Regions from separate parts of the Homo sapiens genome. Here all the other regions are linked to region 2. A link is a loop called in an ENCODE intact Hi-C map of the cell type or tissue named here. Cell type or tissue: PC-3. All regions are shown on one strand. Each heading gives the region's core, and the rest is flanking DNA. Links, peaks and the distances in the headings are about the cores only. Region 1 has its middle 350 kb from the start of LINC02027. Region 2 has its middle 220 kb from the start of LINC02027. Region 3 overlaps GBE1 (1,4-alpha-glucan branching enzyme 1).

Region 1 (8,043 bases), core at 1,516-6,515, 120 kb before region 2:
AAAATAAAGATAAGGAGGTACAAGTCAAGCAATTTTATTATAAGAAAAATGCCCAGGAAATTGCATGCTTTGCTTTTGGCTCACTTTGCATTGTAAGAATTTAGTTGTATAGTCCTTCCTAATTGCAAGACAGGCTGAGAAATACAGTCTTTAGCTGGGCAGCTATGATCCTTGTTAGAAATGGGCAAATTGGCAGAAAGAAGGGGAAAGTAGGTACTGGGGGATAATCATCAGCTTCACATATATAAGATTAAAATTAAATAGAGGAGCTTAAAGTGAAAGTAATAATTTCATTTTCTGTTTTCCATTCCTTCAGCCCGTCTGTTAATTTTTGTGTGATTTCAGATATTTTTATACTCATGAAAAATATACAAGTTATGGTATTTTCTCCTTTTAGAAAGTGTACCTTAATATACATACTGTTTTGTGTTCTGTTTTGTTATTTTACATCTTAGAAATATTTCTTTATCTGCACACATATATGTTCTTTCTCTTTCTTGTCACAGCTGTACATTGTTTAATTACATGACTGAATAATAACTTACTCGATGTATTGGTTTGGGATATTTTGGTGTCTTCACAGTTTTTTTTTTCTCCTCTCTTATGATCAATTTTACAATGAAATTCCTATATGTACATCTTTGCATAGGTGTATACACATATCTACATACATTTCTTTTCTTTTTCTTTTTCTTTTTTTTTTTTTTGAGACGGAGTCTTGCTGTGTCGCCCAGGCTGGAGTGCAGTGGCGCGATCTTGGCTCACTGCAAACTCCGCCTCCTGGGTTCATGCCATTCTCCTGCCTCAGCCTCCCGAGTAGATGGGACTACAGGCGCCGGCCACCACGCCCGGCTAATTTTTTGTATTTTTTTAGTAGCGACGGGGTTTCACCGTGGTCTCGATCTCCTGACCTCGTGATCCGCCCGCCTCGGCCTCCTGAAGTGCTGGGATTATGGGCGTGAGGCACCGCGCCCGGCCACATTTCTTTTCTTAATCTTTATTGGATGCAGATATATTCCATAAAATGCACTCATTCTAAGTGTACAATTTAATGAGTTTTAGTAACATATACAGTCATGCAATGATTATGACAATACAGGTTTTGAACATTTTTTATTATCACTAAGAAGTTCCCTTATGCCCCTTGCAGTCAATTTCTGATTGCATCCAGCCTCAGACAACCAACTATTTGTTTTTCGTTTCTATAGATTGCACTTTTTATAAGTTTCACATAAATGGATTATGTAGCATAATGCTGTATAATGTCTGGCTTCTTTAATTCAGCATAATTATTATTTTTTAAACTTTTAATTTTGACTTAATTTTATTTTATTTTTTAAATTTTGACAATTTTAGACTCACAGAAATGGTGTAAAATAATGCAGAATTTACATGCTTCTAACATTAACAACTTCATGCCATCGTACAGTTATCAAAACCGGGAAATTCACAATGTTGTAATGGTTTAATTTCATGCATCTTGTATTTAATAGAATGAATCAAAGCTAAGGCAACATTTGAATGTTTTTTTTCTGTAATTACAGCATATGATCTTACAGAAAATTAATAAATTATTGTTTTAACAGTAGAATAATAAACAGAATGTTAATTCATTCTACTTGTCATTTTTTTCCCTTCCAATATAATGCTCAGTCTTGAACCATAGCATACATAATTTTGAAGAGACCAAGGATGTCTTTAGATAATAGTCAACTCATGTTGACTCTAAGGAACATGCCAGTTTTGTACCAGGCCTCTCAGTCTAGCTCAGCAGTACATAACATTTTGTTTCCATCATGCAAAATGTGCAATTAGATGGCTTATTTCTGAAGATGGGAAATTAATTATTTTTCACCTTCACTAAAGCTCCTAGATGACACACCTTTTAGATATATATTTGGTTACTGATCTGTAGATGGACAATTCAGGCTGACTAGAATAACAGTTAGTATAATTATTTTGAGATTCATTCATGTTGTTATATGTACCATTAGTTCTTTAGTACTGCTGAGTAGCATTTCATTGTATGGATATACCACAAATTTGTCTACATAACAAGTAATAAAGAAGAAACAAAACTTGACTTGAAATCTTTTTATCAAGGAATAATGGTGATTACCGTTTTAAAGTATATCTCTTGAGGTAATTTTCTATGCCTACATATCTGCTTATGAATATTTAGTACTCTCCCTCCAAACACAATTATATCATACATGGACTTTGTAATCTACTTTTTAATTTAACAAAATATAATGAAAACTTTTCCATTTAAATGAGTTTAGACCTTTTTTCATATTTTAAATATTTAAGAGATGCTTAATAATCATTATCAATTCATTACTATTATAAAAATGTCATGATGAAAATCTTTGTAAATATTGCAGAGTCTCAATATTATTGCCTTAATGTTAATTTTTGATTCCTTCTTATAGTAGTATATGTTAGGCTTTATTACATACCAAAAAATTAGAGTAAGTCTTATTGCTGGCCAACTGGGGAATCCAAGGCTAATGAAAATATTGAAGTGCCTATCACTATCTTATGTCTATTTTTACCAGTACAGGTTAAAGAAGAAAACAACAGGTGCTAACCCATTTGTACATGCACGTGAGCCCATACACATATTCACTCACCTGAAAAACCTTTATGAATAATTGAAAATTCAATTCCTTTACTTTTTCCATTTTTAGAAAAAAAAACATTTTAGGCTATTTAAATCTACTCCTAGTTAATCATAGCTAATGGAACATGACATGAGTGAAGGCTGGGACAAGTCCCTTGGGCAACAAGTTACAGATACATGGAACACAAAGAAACTAAGTCACTTCTCAGTCAGGGACAATTACACCAATACCTAAGAAAAATAGCATTAGAGTTGCTTAACAGTTGGAATCTAGTAAAGAATCATCAAAACTGCTGTACGCTAGGTTCATGCCTAAGGCAGATGACCTGGTTGACAAGCTTGCCCAAGCTAACTATATTTATGCTTCAGATCAGTGTAAGTGGAACTAGCAGCAGTTCTCCTTAACTAGTCATGTTACAATTGTTGACAGATTTTATGCCTGTTTTTCAGCTGTGTAACTATTCATCAGTGGGATGAAGTGAGAAGTTCACGTAAATTGATTAGAATATGGGCATCTTTCTTCTTTTGGAATTGTAAGGATATGTGAGCTTTCTTTTCTTTTTTGAATTTGCTGGTTGTTTCTCCAGTAAGTAAAACTTTCCAACAAGAGCCAATCTTTTTTATTTAAAAAGAAAAATTAAACTGCATAATGTATCTGTCAGTTCTGAGGATTGTGCTATGCGAGTTGTAAGCTACATATCTAGGTCACATACTTGTGTCAGGAAAAACAAGTTTCAGTCAAAATTTGGAGAGTCAAGTTCCATTAAAATATACTCAATAAAAATATAAACCCTTAACCAATAGTAAGGCCTTGAGGTTTAAAATTGTGACTATCAATTAAGTTTAGGTTTGACAATGATTAGGTAGCTTCTCATCTCTTGTAGAAAAGTATTTCAATCATTTGTGTTCCTGAGAGTAATTAGACTTTTGAATAATCTATAAAATTGCCTTACAAGCTGATTTTCAAAACCCTTAAAACACATGTCTGGTCATGATTTTGCTGTATTAGGATTTGGCTTTACTTCCTCATTTCTGAGGGAAATAATAATTCTATAGCTGTTGAAAGCAAAAATGATAGTCTCATCAGTTATATCAACTCACATATATAGAGAAGTTTGAAGTAGCTTGCATGATATGTGCCAGTAGTATCTATACCATATTTCTCTTTGGACAGGACTTGGATTAGCTTTTATGAAAAACAATCAAAATCCTGCTTACGTCTTATCACCAGATCCTCAACTTTTCTCTCACTTCTGGAGATAACTTTATGTTTAAGTTATGACCCCTTTCTCCTGAGAACCAGAAGTCACTACATCTATTATCCAATTGCTTCTACAATTTTTCTAGTCAGGTACTGTAAACTCAAGAAATACTTTAAGATCTGAGTGCTGCCCCCAAATATATAGGGTGTAGTCTTGCTATTTTCTTTTTATCCACTAGGTGACATAATAGATGCAGCCTTCCAGTATCTGTTAAGGTGTAGGTGTCTGTGTAACATATTTTATAATGTGATACTCTGAGTAATGTTTGCTAATGGAACTTCAAGTGCAAATATGCTGATGGAGCAATGGCTCATGAGGGATTATTCCTAACTGACCACTTCAGTGTTTATGCTTTGCATCTTGGAACTTGGATAGAAATATGATTGACCAAGAAAATACTAATTTTCATTTTGCTACACAATTTAACAGTGATTCAAATGAGAAAAAAATACAAGAAAAACACAATGGATATTGACTGAAAAATGAGTTTTTGCGAGTGACTAATCTGTTTTGCCGAATTTGATGATTGAAACATAAAAGCAAAAATGTGGAAAGACCAGCAAATGTTACCATAGATTTTATCAGGGTTTCCTTGGGGATGGGACTGAAATCACTCTGAATCTCTTGCTACTCATAAAGCTCATTCTTTAAAATCAGTGTAATGTGATTGCAGAAACACTTGTTACTCTTACTATCGCCTCTTATTTTTAATTAGAGCTCAATAAGGTTATGATTTAAAGCAATATAAAAAATTGTATTTTGAAATAACTGAAAATGCTCATGTGTCTTATTCTTGCTTAATTAGAAGAATTTCTTGAGTGGCAAACATAAAGTAAAAAATCATAGAGCACAACCCCAACACATTTTTATATTTTCTGCTAGTCTTTCTTTTCACTTTCCTTTTAGAATATGGCCAAGTTTAATATTTTATGACTTTTACATGCCAACCAAGTTACTTCTGAGTTTGACTCTGAATTATCCCAATATAGAGCAATATAAACCTATTTGTGGGGCACAATCTGATGGCACATTTACTTATTATCAGAAAGGGATGCTCTATGGCTAAATCTCCACGAATCCAGTGTCTGTTAAGCATTTCACCCTCCTGCTATCTTAGGAATGTTGCCTTTTATTTCCACCTGTGTTCTGAAACTTGCTTATAATCTGTGACATATAACTTCAGCTACATGGGTAGTAATATATTTTGGTCAGGCTTGAGACTATGGGTATTTACTTACTCTGGTTATTATGAATAAAAAGAAACTGCACGTAAAGCAGAATCCTAAAAAACAATAACAGCTAATATGTATTAAAGACTTAACTCTGTGTTACATCCGTTGTAAATATCTGAGAATATTCTCATTAGAAATTCCCTGAGGCATAGTTCCATGTGACTGTCATACTTTCCTCATCAATTCTTATACTTTTAAATATAATTGTTTCCAAATATAAATCTCCAACTTGGAGCTTTCCCCTGAACCCCAGATTTCTATGTTCATCTTCATACTTAGATATCCTAGATGCCTAATAGATGTCTTACAACTTATGTGTCCATAGAACTCTTGGTCTTTCCTCCAAAAGCAGTTCCTTCCCTGATTCTCCATCTCAGTTAGTAACAACTCCATTATTCCCCTGGCTCAGGTCAAAAATCTTGTTTCTTCTCTTTCTCTCACACACTAGCTCTAATCACCAATAAACCCTATAGACTGTATCTTCAAATTCCAGTGATTCTTCACCACTTCCTCTGCTATAATAATACTGCTCATGCTCCTCTCTCCTCCAGCTACTTGCCATACTACCCTAATCGGTCTTGTTATCCTCTTCCCTGTTAATACATCAGGTCACATGAAATCTCCTCAAAATGCTCACATATTAGTCCGTTTTCACACTGCTATGAAGATACTACCTGAGACTGGGTAATTTATAAACAAAAGAGGTTTAATTGACTCACGGTTCTGCATGGCTGGGGAGGCCTCAAGAAACTTACAATCATGGTGGAAGGCGAAGGAGAGGAAAGCACCTTCTTTCACAGCGGCAGGAGAGAGGGTGAGTGCAGGGAATCTTCCACTTTTAAGCCATCAGATCTCAAGAGAATTCACTCTTTATCACAAGAACAGCATGGGGGAAATCACCCTGATGATCCAATCACCTCCCACCAGGTCCCTCCCTGGAGACATGGGGGTTCCAATTTGAGATGAGATTTGGGTGGGGACGCAGAGCCGAACCATATCAGCCCAAATGCTTCCCACTTCACTAGGATTAAAATTCAAAGCCCTTAGAATGGTCTACAGGGTTTTATAAGATACTGCAAGATTCTGTAAGCCTATAAGGTACTGCACCATCAGTATACTCCCTCTAACATAGGTCTTTATCTGTCTCAGCTCTTCTCTTGCTGTGATTCTTCCTGAGTACTAATTCTAAGCATGCTTGCTTTCCTACTGTTTTTGAAACAAGCAAGGCATCAATAATATTTTGCCCCATGGTGATTCTCAGCCCTGGCTATCTCACCTCATTCAGAACTTTGCTCACCTGATTCAGAGAGAGAGTAATTTCTTGACTATCTGAATTGAAATGAAAACCTGACACTCCCTTCCCCATTGGTTTGGCATTCTCTATGCACTCTCCTTGGTTATTTTCTTGCTACAGTACTTATTAGCATCTAACATACTTTGTGTTTTACCTGCTTATTTAATGTATCGTCTATCCTCTACCATTAGAATGTTAAGTGCATGAGAACTGAGGTCTTTCTGTTTATTCACAACTACCGGAACGGTGTCCAGTGTTTTATAGACGTTTAGTAAATATTTGATGACTGGGATAATATAGAAACTTTACTCTGACTAATCTAGACTAAGGAGGCTAAAATTATCTTGTTTATTTTCTTATAATTTTTATTCCCCCCACCCCACAATATTATTGCTGAATAAGAGCAGGGATCTTCTTTTATGTTCTCTGATACATACCTAGAAAATGGAGAACACCTAGTGTGTGGCAGCTGCATGAATGACACATTCGGCTTCGTTAGTTATGAGACTCAAGGATCACAATAGTCATTTTCATATTTTTGAAATAATTTTTATTAACTAATGCCAATTTTAAGAGAACATATTTAATTGCCTGTGATTCAATTAGAGATTGGAGCACGTTGAAGACGGAGTTTACCTCTCCTATCCTGTTGCTAATCAGTAAGATTGAGGACTTAAAAGGCCTGAAGCTTTCTAGATCTTGCCTGCATTTTATTCTATAGAGAAGAGATACATACTGAGCAGACAAGTGTCAGTATCCAGGAGCTGTTGTTTTATGGAAAGTACTTTTTCTTTACACTGAATACCGTGGGTGGTAATGAGAAATTTATGCATGCATGTGGTGGCAGATACAGGCGTGGTCAAGTGGATGAGGAAGAAAGAGATGGGGGCTATTTAAAGATATGAACTTTGTCACTGGGAGGCAGATTCAGGTTATCTAATTCACTTTTCCACTCTTGTTGGTAGTACCATGAAAGGAACTGGATTTTCTTTCTTATTGTCAGTAAAGTATTTATCTAGAAGTCAGAGAAAAAACATTGACGTCATTTGGTAGTGTGTGTGTATATTTGCTCATTGTACTATACAAATGTCTCTTATTGATGCTTTTTTTATTTTTTAATTTATTATAATTCAGTTCCCTTGTTCATTTCCTATATTCCTTTGAAATATATTTATTTAATAATAACACATATCTAAATGATAAAGAACAAAACCTGGTATAAATTTTGTTTTTACATAAAATAAAATTGATGTAGTTCCAAAGTTTACAATGAAGAGCTAAAGCTTTTATCTTTAGGGGAATTTAAGGTGGTCACATATTTTTAATATATTTAATACTATAAACAATGACTTACAACTAAAAAACATTGATATGGAATTGTGCCTTAATTCAGAATGTGTGTCCTGGAACTTTTCAACCTGTTTTTCTTTCAGTTAACTAGATTAATTTCTTATTTTAAAACATCTCTATCATTCTCACATTAGAAGATTGATCAGAAAAAAATTGATTTATTAAAACAATGACAAGGAAATAGAACCTACTAATACAAGCAGTTATGTTGCATTTTTCACGTCTACAAGACTCCAGCAAACATTGCCTAAGATAGATGTGTGTGGAAAAGAATATCTATTT
Region 2 (8,043 bases), core at 1,793-6,792:
CCTTACCATATTGTCTCATAATTTCAACATTAGAGCCTCTGTTCTGTTCTAATCAGATGTGGTGATCAAAAAGTCTACCTAAAATTATACATATATGTGTACACACACACACACACACACACACGCACATTCATTTTATAGAGGAAAAGAGAAAGGAGTGGCCATCACTTTTCCCTTTATGTCCTATTTGATCTATTTGGCTAAAAAGCATAGAGACAGCTTCTTGCAAAATTACGCTGACATTTATACTGTATACAGAGAGATTTTTGAAACAGAAGACTCAGGCATTTTTACTATATAGAGATAATTTTTTAGGCTATAAGGGTCACTCAGGAAATTTTGCTAAGGGTAAAGAGAGAAGACATGGCCAGAGTGCAGGGTTGGAGTGAGATGACACATGCCCTCTTCCTGCATAGCTGAGGGAAATAACTAGGTTCAGAATCTGGGAGTTTGACAAAGATTTGAATAGAATCCTTATATAGCTGAGTGACTGGCAATCACCGGAGGCCAGTCAGGCAATGGCTGGGCTGGTTGACTTTGCTTCATAGGCGTCGTCTTGGTGCAGGTGATAAACAGGGAGGTGGGGGAAATGAAAGACTGTGAACATAAATGTGACCTATCTTGTAATTTTATTTTAGCTTTCTCTGTCTTTACAAAACCCCTTTCTGCGCTGTTAACACCCTGTTTTGCTTATTCTCTGTATTGACTTCTCAAAAGATCAAGTTTTTACAAATGTTAAGCGGTGGTAGCTTGTTTCAACTTTAAAGTCATGGATATTTTTGGTTCACAGGAAGGAAAAAGTGGCATACACAAATATGAGACCTAAAACATCTAGCTTAAATGGCATATTCATGAATTGAGACTCACAGTGTTAGTATGTGTACTTTAAAATCTAAGTTTAAGATATAACTATTTCATATATTAGAAGTAGTCAGGTATCACTCTCATTTTTAAGACATAAAAGTGTCTGTCTTAAAACATAGTATTAAATGAGTTACAACGGGGAGCCAAGTATTCTTTAAATTACTTTAAATTGGGGCTTTTTTTACTTTTGATTTCATTCATACACTGCATGCTATCTAATTTTATTAAGTAATTATTAAATAATTTGTATTTATTCCAGGTATCTTCTGGATATGACATTTATCCCCAGGGAAGACAAGAGCTAAGTTTTTTTCACTTTAAAATATCAAACATTTCACTTTATCTTTAGACTAAAGAATGCTGCCTGCCCTCAAGTTCTCTTATTCAGTAGGACAAACATTCTTCTCAATTCTCTTCCAAGATTTTGACTGTCTTTTTATGCTTCCTTATTTTGGAGTTTCTCTCACTCCACCAATTAAACTTCCTCTTATTCCTTCTGGTCAGCACTATGATCAGTCAACTCATTGATGAAAAAAATGGAGTGAATTAATGCATTTAAACATAGTTACAACATATTTTTGTGTGCGGTCTAATTCAGTTATAGGCTAAGATAGAGGGGCTAAAAATGTAGCACCTCAGACAAGCTAAAACTGTACTTTCTTCTCATCCATCTGGTAAGTACCAAGATTTCTTCTATTACATTACTGTGCTTCCTCTAGAGTGTTATAGTTCATCAAGACTGAGGCTGGGTCACCACTGTGCTAGCATTTTAACTTCCTAGAGAAGAAAATAAAAATAAAAAGGGAAAGGAATTCCCTTTTATGAAAATGATATGTGCAATCTCATATTCCTATGGAGAGAACTCAGTCACATGGCCACCCCTAGCCGCCAGGCAAGTTGGGAATTCTAGTCTTCTAGCTAGCTGGCTTGTGTCCCCCCTACAACCTGAAGGTGGCTTCTAACTCTAAAATGGAGAGGAGACTAGAAAGGGTCACAGCCTTAAATCTCAGCTTGGCCATGTCTGCACTACACCTTGATGCCTTCTTTCCTTCCAATCTTTTATGTCCCTTCTCCTCTGGTTGAGGCTATTTATGCATCTGGTTGAGGCTATTTATGCATTCATTGCACCTCTTTCAGAGGACATAGAGGTCGTGTGGCACTAGAGTGTAGTTGGATATTAAATGATTTTACTTTAAGCACTAAATTGAAGGTTATTTAATTTACAAAAATGTGCTTTACTCTAAATGTTTAAAGAATATATCTATGGCCTTAGGGAAGTATGCAGTGTGTGCTTAATTAACTTCCTAATTCACCAAATGGTTACCCTATACCTACTACATGAATAGAACTGAGTAGTTTAGACATACAAAGAATTGGAACACGAAGAAACTTTCCTCAAGTAATTTAATAACAACCTGTTGGTACCTAATAAAACCTTAGTAAACAGGGCAATGATACAAAAGCTGACACAGGACAGAAGAAATGTGGAGACCTTTTTTTGGTTGTTGTTATTGTGGCCAATGAATGCATATATTTAGTGAGAACCCCTTTCATCCTACATGTTTTTAAAAGATCCCTTTCTTGAATTAGAGTTTATATTCCATGTGGTTTATGAAATATCTCATTATAAATATATAATTATATTAGGAAATAAATATTAATATAAAGCTACCTTCTATTCCGAGCTGTTCATCTAAGTCATAAAACCCTGGTCGTTTGACTCCATTGACCATGAAAATGATGTAATTATAACATTTGTAATGTCATATATTCATTTCTTCTCTTCTTTAATGAGACAGAAAGAGTGGCTCTCAAAGTTTAATGCTCCTAATCATTTCAAGTTTGTTGAAAATATGTATTTAGAGGCTGTATGGAGAGATCTTTATTCTCTAGGTCTCATGTAAAGGCTTGAAACTGTCATTTTTCACAAGTACCTGTATTGATTATGTGGCTACTCTTCCTCTGACTTTAAAAACATTTGGATTAAAGAACACATTGAGAAGTTTATATGAATAGATACCATTATTGATAAGCTTTCTTTGTATAGTATAATTGTTTGGACATAAATCTCTTCCTTGTGAAATTGTTTCTGCCACTGTGATTGCCTCTTTCAAGAGAAGACAATTATTCTCATTTGCCATATTAAGGAAAAAATCAATGTATTTAAAATGTTTACCTCTGGATGAAAATAGAATCCCACACAAGAGGTATGACTGTAATGATTTCTTTACATATTTACCTATTTTTAATCAGAAAAATTTCAATAATGTGACATGTTTATTACTTAACAACATAGGTAGCATTAATTATATTCTTTCCTGATTATGCATTTACCTCATTGCTTTTGGATTACAGCTTATGCCTGAGGTTAAGAAAAACAGAAAGCAAGAAAGCAAGAAGTTAAAAAGAAAGAAACAAGGGAAAGAAGTAGAGAATATAGAGATAACGCAAGAAAAAATGACCTTGAAAAACAATAGTATTTAATCTGGAAAACTCATGTGAAAGTAGACTCCATAGTTGAGCTAGTTATGTAGAAATGATATATAAAACACCACTGATACTTTTAGCTTCCCCACCTACTCCATGGCACTCTCACTGTGATCTCTGGAAGACACCAATGTCCATTTTTTAAATTGATTATTGACTCAATTTGGAAAGATCTGATTTCATTGAAGGTACAATTGAAGTACTATTTCATGTTTTCTTAAGAAGTATAATTTTCCAAATTTAGAAGACTGTCTTCAGAAACACAGTCATTGTTCTTGCCTTTCAAAACCTGTCTCTGCATTTTGCCTAAGCACAATTGTTCTAATTTTAAACTTTAATTTCTTAGAGTAGACAATCATCTTACAACCATGAACACCAGGCTGATTTCTTGCCAACTCTTCCCATCTTTAACACTACCATCATTGATGTTTATTGATTTGAGGCTTCTGCCTCACAGTACTTAATTAATTTCAAACACAGCAGGATATTTGGGGATTTTATATTCAGGATCCCATTGATTTCTTGTCTTGCCAGTTTTAATCAGATTTGGGAAAGGGAAGATTATGTCAGGCTGTCTACTCATCTACTGCTTAAAAATGATATAAGCTCAATCATTAGAAAACACTTCATTTGAGTAATGTATCTAAGCCTTGAAGTGATCAATTATATACACTAGGCATTACCATAATACTATTTAGTTTAAACATCAGAACGAATGTGTGCTTTAATTAACAGATGTAGCATGTATCTCACATGACCATTTAAAAACAGAATATTTGTTTAAGTAGATAATGAAATCTTTATTTCATATTTCAATGTAATTCATATAGAACTATTTTTCTGTCAAACTCCCACATCAAAATGTCTACTACTAGACTGCAATCCGTGGAGCCTTGCAGGTTTGTGTGCTCAGTTTTAATGATAAACCAAATAGTCAAATACATCATTTCAAACTGTTCTCAAAAGGCAGCCTTTTGAAAGAATAGACCTGCAATTGCTGTTTTGTGGTACAACAGTGACAACCAGTGGCTGCTGCCTTTCACTTTAGGCTCACCCTTTATTGCAGACTTTATGAAGATGAACCTGTATCTGGCTTTAATAACCAACAGTCAGAAACATCTTGCTTCTTGTTCATCTTCATCTCATTTTTCTACTAAAATAGGTTGATATCTACAACCTATTTGGGAAATCTTTGTTTTGTTGACTAAATACACAAAATGTAGATTAAAATGGTTTTACCATGAAGTCACTGCACATGCTAACATAAAGGAGGTGATAAGGATTCTTGATGGTTTCACCCTCTGTGATACATGAATCAAATAACCTATTATTGCTTCTCTTACCTTAGAGGAAAGAAAACAAATCTGCTAGGTATATGTAAAAATCTATAAGTAAATAAATAAAAGAAGTGAAGGCACTCCATGGGCAGACAGTTGGGGATTGTATAATTATTTACGATGTGAACATCCCAGGTTGGTCTTGTCTTCCTTCCTAAAAGGTCCATTATTTTATTCAAATGGAAGCCTTAGTGGAGTGAAGATTTGCTAGATATAATAAGATGAATAATGTAAAGTTCAACTCTGGATTATAGACTTGTGGAGACTCCAAACATTTAAAGGTAATGGTTTGATTCTTGCATCTATTTCAAATTTCTTCAGAACAGGTCTATTTATAATTTATTGGAAGTCTTTCTGAGACACAGCAATCTGGAAATACCTTTTTTTATTCTATGTCTCTAACATCTATGACACTCCTACTCTGTCTCAAACTGTCTTTTTACTTTCTTTTTTTTTTCTCCTGAGTGCTGCTCCAGACCTTCATTTCCTCCTCCCTGGCACTGCTCTAAGAGTGCTTATGGCAAATTTGCTTCTGTAATCATAACTTGAACCCATCTGGGGATGAGATTGGCTACAAGCTTAGTATTTCCACTTAACATATTCATGATTAGCATGCACAGAAGGAGTAGAATTAGGATGAATGTTTTTGGAACAGTACAGATAAATCCTCATAAATGTAGTACAACAGCTCTGGAAACGCACAGTGCGGAAATGTAATGAAGCTGAACTCTGTAGAGAGTTTGGTATTCTCAGTACCATGCCTCTCCTAATGAACTCATTTAGATTAGAAAATGGATGTAACATTTTATTGGAATTAACCTGAGCCAGTAAAGAGGATTACACTTTCTTTCCATAAATATAGTGATATTACAGGGTGAGGTAGCATGTTACATGAATATTAAGCACTTTATGAACACTGTCATGAAGCCAAAAGGAGTAAGGTGATTATATTTTAACATAGTGGTACTGTTCTTATAATAATTAAATTTCAATAGTTGGAAAGGGATCTTTTTAAATGATTTAAATAAAAGTTTTTTGTGAATTTTCAGATTTAAAATGCCACGTGATTACAATTAAACTCAAGATAGAACATTTAAGTAACCAGCCTCAGCAGAAGTTATATTTTACCAAGTGGAAAATGAAAAACAAATAAACTTGGTGCAAAAAAGAAAACTAAGACTCTGAGTTTGACTAAAGAGAAGGATGATCTCCTCACTAATATGAAGAAAACTGTGTATTTACTTACCTCTGACTATTCCAGTGGATAAGACCGTCAAAGAATAGAATTTTGCTGCATTATTGGCTGGGTTCTTTTTCCTTTTTGTCATCTTTTTTTCAGTCCAAACTCACTCGTGTCCCTTTTGTATGATGAGTGGATGCTTTTCTCATTTTTCATATGAAATTCGTATAAGATTAAAATATGACCTATGAAGGAAGAAATTCATGAGTCATCATGTCATTTGATGATTCAAAGGACTGATGAATTATAGGCAAGAGAACTAACCTCACACTTTTGTAATCTTAAAAACAATAAACTGTAACATGAATCTGATCCATCCTTAAACAAAGGGCAAGCTCTGGCCCTGGAGTGCCATTTCTACCCATTTTGTAAAGTCAGCTACTGTGCATATGTGCACCCGAGCATTCACTGATGTTACAGGATAAGGCACAGTGAGTGCTGCGTGCTGGAAACTGAGGTTAGGTCTTGAGGCTGTGCAGAGATCTTCTGATTAAAGCTGAACATGCACTGTAAAGTTCAAGCATGTCCTCAGAGTTGGTTTAAGGAAAGCCTCTCACTTCTCCTCCATCCCACCTATGCTGGGAAAACTTTTTTTCCCCCCTTTATATGGGTGAAGGCATGTAAGGGGCTCCTTCCTCTCTGTGTGGTTTTTAGATTTCTCTCCATTCCATATATGCAAAGAGTTCCATGATGGATGTTCTTTTAAGTTTCTGTCACACGGGGGCTTTGAGTTAACGCTGTTAAACTGGAGCTAAAGGAAATCAGCTGCTTGCTGAGTATGGAAGCGGGATCGGGGTGGGGGGCATAAAAAAAAAAAACAGGCCCTAAATAGGAGATGCCAGCATCAGTGCTGAGCAGCTGGTGAAACTGTGGCAAGAAGGCTGTTCTCCCTAGCACAGGAAGATCTTCTAGAAGGAACTGCTGGAGTACTGATGAAGAAAAGCAAGCTGGGGAGCCCTCATGGAAACAAGACGAAAAGAAAACAGGAGAGAAATAGGGAAACAGGGCCAGTGAGGAGAAATTGCTAGAAGCTTGGAACCTGCTGGCATCACAAAGATCCATGATGAGGCCTTTAGTTCCACTTCATTTTCGTTTCTGTGCTTTTTCTTACTAATTGTGATCTTCCGGTTGCCTTTTTCATTTTCATGCCTATTATTTTGTTATCAAAAAGGTTAGGATACAGAGTACAAGATTTTTACCACATCTAGCCAAAATATGCATTTCTCATGCTCAGGACCTGAACAGGTTTAGGGCAAATGGGGGTGGGATGGGAAATTATTAGCAATGTTACTGAAATAATCAAAGTGAGGCACCCAGAAAATCTTTAACTTTTTATGTTTTCTACAAAGATCTGGCACTGAGATGTGTGAGGTTTTTAAGTCAGGCAAATTAGACTGAAAAAGGATTTTGTAAATTTCTTTATCAATTTCTTTAATATATCAATGGTTAGTCTGGCTGACTTAGTTGAGAAAGCTCATTTGAGGTTTAGAGACTATATTTTTTGTTTCTACATCTTTTTATTTTGGAGGAAGAAAAGAAGGTATGGGAAGAAGAAAAGGTGTGGTGGCAATTTTCATAACACTGAGGATGGTCAATGAGAAGCAGAGAAAGAAAAGGAAGAGAGTGTCCTTATTTTCTAGAAGCTAGAATAGTGTCTCTGTTTTCTCCTCTTTGGGCTAAAGTCCTAATTGGAGAGATGCTGCATTAAATAAGTATGTGGCCTCTATTCCTTGCCACTTTTTAGATTCTACGATGAGATGATTTGCAGACTCTCTTCTTTCAGACTATGAATCAGCTCCCACAAAGTAAACTTAGCAGTTCACACTAAGCAGACCATACAGCAGATGATTGTGGGGTAAGCAGCTATGAGGTAACCAAAGTATTGATGGAGAACTAGAGGAAAGAGAGGCAGCAATGCATAAAGACCCAGCCCCCCTTTTTTATACCATGTTGTTTTACATCACTTTTAGGGGTGGGTTCTCTCTCTTGCCCTTCTGCCTTTCACCATGAGATGATACAGCTAGAAGTCCCTCACCAGATGCCAGATCCTCAATCTTAAACTTCCCGGCTTCTAGAACTGATAGAAAGAAACCTTGTTATTTATAAATTACCTGG
Region 3 (8,043 bases), core at 1,269-6,268, 270 kb before region 2:
AAGAATTATATCCAAGGTAATATAAAAGCCATTACGTATGAACTCATCCGTGTCTCATTTTGTGTTTTATTTTGTGATCTCTTGTCCACTAAGTATCTTGTTAAATGCCAGTATCTCAGTCTTTCTGAAGCCCTGAAATGGTAATTGTAGCATTTCAGAAAATGTCTTTCATTTCAATCAATAAAAAGCTTTTGTAAAATTGCCTTTGCTAATGTTTATTTTGCTATACTATTATAGGGCTTGATTATAAATGAATATTATTGTATTCTTATACCTTCTAATACCTTCTTAACTCTAATACCTTCTCCACATACATTCACATCTACATGATGGACTAGGAAGCATGGAGATTAATATTTTTTTTAGGCACAATTTTGTAACTTGAAATCACACTAACCAATTTTGATATCTAAGCTACTCCTTCGTTGTAAACCTGAACACTTTTAGAAGCTAAACTAAGTATCTCCACTCAGTAGAATACTTCTTCATGAATTTGCCCCTTGGTTAATTAAATACCAGGTCACAGGTCTAAGATAATTGATTCATAACTGAGAGATTATAATGCACTTATGGGACATAAAGTATCTGTTACTTTTTTAAAAAGAACAAATTTTTCCCTAATATTAATACTGACTGCTTGTTTTTTGTTTTTAGCCTGATTATTTGCAGTTAATTAGAAATGAGTTCTTTCATTAAAAACTCAGTAGGAGAGATAAGCAATAGAAACATTTTTACAGCCAAGCCTGTACTGTATATTAAACATCATCCTTAAACTGTTTTAAAATAAAGCCATGAGCATCTAAGTGTGAAAGGTGTTATTTACTTTAACTTCTAAACAGAATAGTAGTTTGATTTCCTGAAAGAATCAGCAGTGCCAGCTGATAATGATACATGCTGGGGAAAATTACTGAAAGTCATCTGTAATGGTTTTCCCATTGCATGGACATTATTAATATCTTAGCACTCACATGGTCTGTGTACTGTGAGAGTTATTGATTAAAACACAACGCAGAATCATGAAGCATGATATTTCATGTTGTAGTTTATAGTTCCTTAATTTTGCATGTGTTCTATATGAAGAGATATACTGTTTATTAGGTATAGTTTTTAAATTATAATAAATTATTTAACACCTGGAACACATTTACTTTTCATTTTGACCTCTGGCAAAGTGAGGAAGAACGGACTAATTATATGCCATATTTTCATTATATTGATTGATTTTGCTAATAGGTTCTTTAGATTTCACAGTCTAAAGTTAGGATTTAACAATGTAATGTAAGTTAATTGCCCCTGTCAAGTGCCCTTCTCCCCCACCCAGAAGAGCAATAAATGCATGTTGCTAGGTAGGAATTACAAAAACCCATACAAACAAATAAAATATTAAGAGTCCAAAATGGAAAGCAGTTGGGTTATATCACAGAATAGAGGACCTTTATGGAACATTCTAATATTCTAATATTTTTTACTGTAGGACTTTTCATTTATGTATCAGTAACATTCTCATTGTTATGTCATCTTCTAGGAAGTTCTTTATTGGCTAAATGTTTTCAATAATCAAAACAGAGAGTATGGCCATTTTCACGATATTGATTCTTCCTACCCATGAGCATGGAATGTTCTTCCATTTCTTTGTATCCTCTTTTATTTCATTGAGCAGTGGCTTGTAGTTCTCCTTGAAGAGGTTCTCCTTGAAGAGGTCCTTCACATCCCTTGTAAGTTGGATTCCTAGGTATTTTATTCTCTTTGAAGCAATTGTGAATGGGAGTTCACAAGGTAATTTATAGATTCAATGCCATCCCCATCAAGCTACCAATGACTTTCTTCACAGAATTGGAAAAAACTACTTTAAAGTTCATATGGAACCAAAAAAGAGCCCGCATCGCCAAGTCAATCCTAAGCCAAAAGAACAAAGCTGGAGGCATCATGCTACCTGACTTCAAACTATACTACAAGGCTACAGTAACCAAAACAGCATGGTACTGGTACCAAAACAGAGATATAGATCAATGGAACAGAACAGAGCCCTCAGAAATAATGCTGCATATCTACAACTATCTGATCTTTGACAAACCTGAGAAAAACAAGCAATGGGGAAAGGATTCCCTATTTAATAAATGGTGCTGGGAAAACTGGCTAGCCATATGTAGAAAGCTGAAACTGGATCCCTTCCTTACACCTTATACAAAAATTAATTCAAGATGGATTAAAGACTTAAACGTTAGACCTAAAACCATAAAAGCCCTAGAAGAAAACCTAGGCATTACCATTCAGGACATAGGCATGGGCAAGGACTTCTTGTCTAAAACACCAAAAGCAATGGCAACAAAAGCCAAAATTGACAAATGGGATCTAATTTAACCAAAGAGCTTCTGCACAGCAAAAGAAACTGCCATCAGAGTGAACAGGCAACCTACAAAATGGGAGAAATTTTTGCAACCTACTCATCTGACAAAGGGCTAATATCCAGAATTTACAATGAACTCAAACAAATTTACAAGAAAAAAACAACCCCATCAAAAAGTGGGCAAAGAACATGAACAGACACTTCTCAAAAGAAGACATTTATGCAGCCAAAAAAACACATGAAAAAATGCTCACCATCACTGGCCATCAGAGAAATGCAAATCAAAACCACAATGAGATACCATCTCACACCAGTTAGAAGGGCAATCATTAAAAAGGAAACAACAGGTGCTGGAGAGGATGTGGAGAAATAGGAACACTTTTACACTGTTGGTGGGACTGTAACTAGTTCAACCATTGTGAAAGTCAGTGTGGTGATTCCTCAGGGATTTAGAACTAGAAATACCATTTGACCCAGCCATCCCATTACTGGGTATATACCCAAAGGACTATAAATCATGCTGCTATAAAGACATATGCACACGTATGTTTATTGCAGCACTATTCACAATAGCAAAGACTTGGAACCAACCCAAATGTCCAACAATGATAGACTGGATTAAGAAAATGTGGCACATATACACCATGGAATACTATGCAGCCATAAAAGATGAGTTCATGTCCTTTGTAGGGACATGGATGAAATTGGAAATCATCATTCTAAGTAAACTATTGCAAGGACAAAAAACCAAACACTGCATGTTCCACTCATAGGTGGGAATTCAACAGTGAGAACACATGGACACAGGAAGGGGAACATCACACTCTGGGGACTGTTGTGGGGTGGGGGGAGGGGGGAGGGATAGCATTAGGAGATATACCTAATGCTAAATGATGAGTTAATGGGTGCAGCACACCAGCATGGCACATGTATACATATGTAACTAACCTGCACATTGTGCACATGTACCCTAAAACTTAAAGTATAATAATAATAAAATAAAATAAAATAAAAAGAGTTGCAATAATCAAGAGAATTGCAAAATTTTACTCTTGTAATGTGCCTTACAATGTTTTTTCTCTGACGTGTTTATTACCAACATCAGAAATGAATGACCTGTCTTTGTTGACTTTTTAAAAATAAATATTTTGCTGTTTCAATTTTTTATGTTCTAGAAAACATGAGTACAGATTTCTTGCTATCATTTTCTAATATTAGCAAACGAGTTCTAGTAGTTGCCCTATTATGCATAATAGGATTTACACCTAATGCTAGTGATGCATAAGGTTTTCATTTAATAAATAGCCTACTCAGAAAATACCATAGCTCATAATAGCCAAAAACTGAATTGTAAACATTTCTCCTAGAATGTTTCCCACTTTATACCACTTGAACTCTGAGGGTCAACTTTTCTCATATTCTCTTTTCTATAAATGTAATGTTTCTCACTTTGCCCTGTTCTTAGCTGACGTGTGTATCTCTAACCTAAAATGAGGGAGTTAGCCACCATGTTCCTCAAGTTCAAAAACTAACCAGTGATAATAAATTGACTTTTCTTGTAACAGCTGTAAAAGAATGCAAGTTTTTTTTTCTTTCTCTGACTGAAGCACTCCCCTTAGCAATACCAATTCAACATTTGTCACCCATCAGGGTTATAGCCATTGCTATGGGGATCATACAGGAGGTTGTCTGAATAAGAAGCCTGTTCTTCAAATAATACAGAAGAGAGTGGAAGCGAGTGCAGACAGATCGTGGGGGAAGCGATGAAAGGCCATGTGTTTCCCTCTCGCATTCAGCTTTCAGTTTCTGGAAAAGTATCTTTTCTGTCTCTGGTCGTGAAGCCATTGAATCTGGTGATGAAAGCAATGTAAAATTGCTTCCTTATTGCTTTTCCTATGTAGAATGAGCTGGAACAGACAGACCTGATAGAGTCCAAAACAGTGAATCAGCTTTCTGGCTGGCCTTGTGCCTCTCAGACTATTTCTTTTTACTATTTTGAGTCATGCCCTAAACTTGAGGTCTTCAGAGTAGTGAGTTTCATTTCCCTCTCTATTCCTTACAAGGGGACAAGCACTGAGCTAGGTAGAATATTCTGATGAAAGAAAATAGCATAGCAATGTCATGTCCTTTAAGCAGTAGAGTTCATTTATCATTCACAATGTGTTAGAATAGAAATGTAGATAAATTTTCTAACTAAAGCCAGCCTTTAGGGGGGAAAAAAATCAAATGAACTCCCTGCTAATTTTTCTGCCCTATTATCTTATTAATGGTGATTTGTAGAGAATTTCAGAGAAACGTTCATACTTCAGGGCAGAATTTCTTAATTGGTAGTGTGAGGAATTATAATACAGTAGCTGTAAGTGTTTTTGTCTCCATAAAGTGTTACATCTGGATTTTAACTCTTGGCAAAAACTGTGCAGAGAAAGCAATGTTTATGTACATTAAAAAAATGTATTTTGTGTTAGATATGCTTATGCTAACAACATGTCTTTCAGAAGCTTACTTATGACTTACAGTTTTTCTTGTCATTTCTGCTGGACCAGAGAGAGGTGTTTGGCCCTTATATATGCTGTGTAAACTGTTTTACCCAGAAACCTGAACTGTATTTTAAAAGAATAGTATGATATAGTGGTCAGGAGAGGTGGGCTCAAGTTGCAGCTCTTCATGCTCAGTGCCTCATTGCTTATGTTTCCTCTTGGAACATACGGATGTCCCAGTGAATTCCTTTCCCCTACGGTCGATGTAATGCCCCCTTAGTGTTCAGCTACTCCAGGCTTTGCACTAATATAGCCCAACCTTGTGAATGACATTTAACAATATCTCTATGGTAACCAAGAGGGCAATGTAAACTGTATACAAACTGAAATAGCCTTAGATCCCATCATAGCAACCAAGTGTTGAGGTTCTCTATTTCGTTCCCTCTTCCCCTCCTACTCGCAACCTAGGTAGACTACAGGCAGAAGGAATAATTGACAGAGGAAGCAAGAATTGCAAAAGAGAGCTCATAGGTAGAAACAGTTTGGTTCATCTTTTTTTGTTATGAAAGTCTGTACTCTCAAGAACACACATTGTTATTAATAAATGTTTATACAACTAGATGTTAATTTCTTGAAGATGGGGGAGGGATATCAACCATTGGCCTGAAATTTCAACAGCTGTCTGGTAGTAACAGTAAGGAAATACAAAACAGAAAATCGACAAAAATGCTATCACACCAAATTACTTTGCCACACAAGAATATGAATTAAATGAAGTAAGTGTTCAAATTCTTTATGCATACTTGTCTAAGGTAATACAGGAAATAGAAAGCTGTAAATGTGTGAATAAACTCATCCAACATATACATATTATAACATATGAATGTGTGAAAAAACACATATATAATTTGTAAGTCAACTGAAAACACACAAAGTTCACTAATTCTAATATTTGGCTTGAACCAGTGAATCACTTGATCTCTGTATGTGATACTTGTTCTCAATTTTAGGTATTTTTCTGGTTACATACAAGCATCAAACCCAAACACATGATTTTATTTGGATTTAAAGAATGTTCTAGATCTGTGCAATGAAATGCAATACATATGTTTCAAATCTTTAGGAATTTCTCACCTCACACTATTTAGCTATGAGTCTTCTATTTTTCCTTTAGAAAGGAAGGAGGAGGAGATGAAATAACTTTATCCCTTCTTTATTTATGTCCAATAAGGATTCTTTTTTAACTGTTTGTAGTGTCACTTTCCATCGACTCCAGTAATATACATGAAAAATACTGTGTGCAATGAAATTGCACACACACCCCAAGCCACGCTGTCAATTATTGATTACAACTGATCATATGATATTACACACATACAAACACACAGTCACTCTCTATTCCCTCTTGTTCTTTCTTATGGTAAGTGGGCATCACTCAGTGGGACTTTTCTATGTAGAAAAAGCAGTACAATACCTAATTCTTTACTGAAACCCCTATTTTTTAAAAGACATACTATATTGGCTACCATGTATTAAGCCTTTTCTTTTTACTGTGTCCTGTGCTGAGCACATTTTTATTCTCAAACTGCAAAATTATTATTATTGCACCCCTTTTGTCTAGTCTGTGCTGATCTCACTGTTCTCAGCTGTCTTTTATGCTAGTTACACAAAGGATCACCAGAAATCTCTAAATCAGGGATCAAAAGTTGGCTCTCTCTGTTGTATTATTTTGCTTGCTTGCCTTTAATTGAATCTGAATGTCTATGTTGGAGGACAGGGTGGCACTTGAAGCCACTTGGGAGGATGGGATGCCCCACTTTGCTGTAAGATATGAGGCATGAGTTTGGAGGACTGCCCCAAAGAGTGAGAGCTCATGCCAGGGGTGATCCTCTATCTGCATTTATTTCGCCATTTTTGGCCCCTGCTCTCGCACTCTCCCTCATTTCCTTGTTGGGTATTTTGCCTCATGATGACTGTATACTGTCGTTTGACTCCTCAGCAAGTCATTATCATTTTCTTTATTGTCTCTGCCATAAGGAGAACTAGGAATTATTGTTTATATTTCTCCTTTATCCTCATCATTTCTTAAAAAGTTTTTGAGCATGATGCTTCTATCTTATCTTTATTTCTCAACTTAAAGTCCCCATTCCACTCATTTAAAAAGAAACAAAATTATAAGTCAGACACCAAAAGGCAAATAGTACTACATGTTCTCACTTATATGTGGGATCTAAAAAGGTTGAACTCATAGAAGCAGAGTAAAATGGTAGTTTCTGGGGACTGGGGCAATGGTTGCGGGGCGGGGAGAAGTTGGTCAAAGTGTACAAAGTTTCAGTTAGAAGGAATAAGTTTTGGAGATCTGTTGTATAGCATAGTAACTATAGTTAATATCAAGTTATTATATACTTGAAAATTGCTAAAACAGTAGATCTTAAATGTCCTCACCACAAGAAAATGGTAAGTTTGTGAGATGAGGGATATGTTAATTTGCTTGATTTAATCATCTCACAATGTATACATGTATCAAAACATCGCATTGCACATCATAAATATATATACAATTTTCATTTATTTATTAATTGCAGCTTAATAAAGCTGGTGAGTTGATTCGATGAGGCCCCAACCACACTACCGAGGGTAATATCTTTTACTTAATGCCAATTCATCGTTGATGTTAGCCACAACATTGTTGGTGTCAGCCTTCACAACAACGCCTAGATTGGGATGTGGTTAAATAACTGGGCATGATAGCCTATCCAAGTTGACACGTAAGAGTAACTATCACAGGAATATTCTGCAGAATACATGACCAGACAAGGAAATGCCAGACAAGGAAGTCTGAGAAACTGTCCTAGACAGTCCAGAGGGGGCTAAGGAGGCATGACAACTAAATGTAATGTGGTATCCTAGATGTGATTCAGGATCAAAAAGGAGACATTGTGGAAAAACTAGTGAAATCCAAATCAGATGTAGAGTCGTGTGTGTGTGTGTGTGTGTGTGTGTGTGTGTGTGTGTGAAAAATAAAAACAGATACCTGAATAGATAGTTCTCCTTTACTGGAGAAATATAGTGTTAAAACAAATTACATCCGATGTCCCAGGGAAACAAACCAGGGCTGAAAGACACTGGGATCAGGAGCCTCAACGCAGTTTTCTGAAGTCACTGGAAAAATGACAGCCCACTGTTTTTCAGCATCTTCCCTGACCAAAAGACAAAGCA

What was found. Hi-C counts contacts between places; a loop is a spot of excess contacts. Peaks named below come from ENCODE experiments on the same cell type or tissue, not always from the same donor. Only the 100,000 strongest peaks of a DNase experiment are listed, where the experiment ranks them.
Region 1: a loop joins it to region 2, with 9 times the contacts of the local background. A loop is called at or near these places in 5 of 110 quality-filtered maps.
Region 3: a loop joins it to region 2, with 15 times the contacts of the local background. A loop is called at or near these places in 3 of 110 quality-filtered maps.

What each region holds. Positions count from the first base shown.
Region 1 is chr3:81,335,285-81,343,327 of GRCh38, reverse strand. No RefSeq gene overlaps it. Among named protein-coding and RNA genes, the nearest start is that of LINC02027, 350 kb to the right of the region's middle. In PC-3, for the core only: CTCF peaks have their summits at 3,845 and 4,048; a DNase peak (open chromatin) is centred at 4,127; H3K4me3 peaks cover 345 bases; H3K27ac peaks cover 832 bases.
Region 2 is chr3:81,214,538-81,222,580 of GRCh38, reverse strand. No RefSeq gene overlaps it. Among named protein-coding and RNA genes, the nearest start is that of LINC02027, 220 kb to the right of the region's middle. RefSeq lists an enhancer at 5,652-6,851. In PC-3, for the core only: a CTCF peak has its summit at 4,372; DNase peaks (open chromatin) are centred at 4,370 and 6,210; H3K4me3 peaks cover 556 bases; H3K27ac peaks cover 1,230 bases.
Region 3 is chr3:81,481,859-81,489,901 of GRCh38, reverse strand. GBE1 (1,4-alpha-glucan branching enzyme 1) reads left to right here. Exons shown (of 16, transcript NM_000158.4): 16 at 1-199. Among named protein-coding and RNA genes, the nearest start is that of GBE1, 280 kb to the left of the region's middle. In PC-3, for the core only: no CTCF peak of the experiment used is centred there; a DNase peak (open chromatin) is centred at 4,311.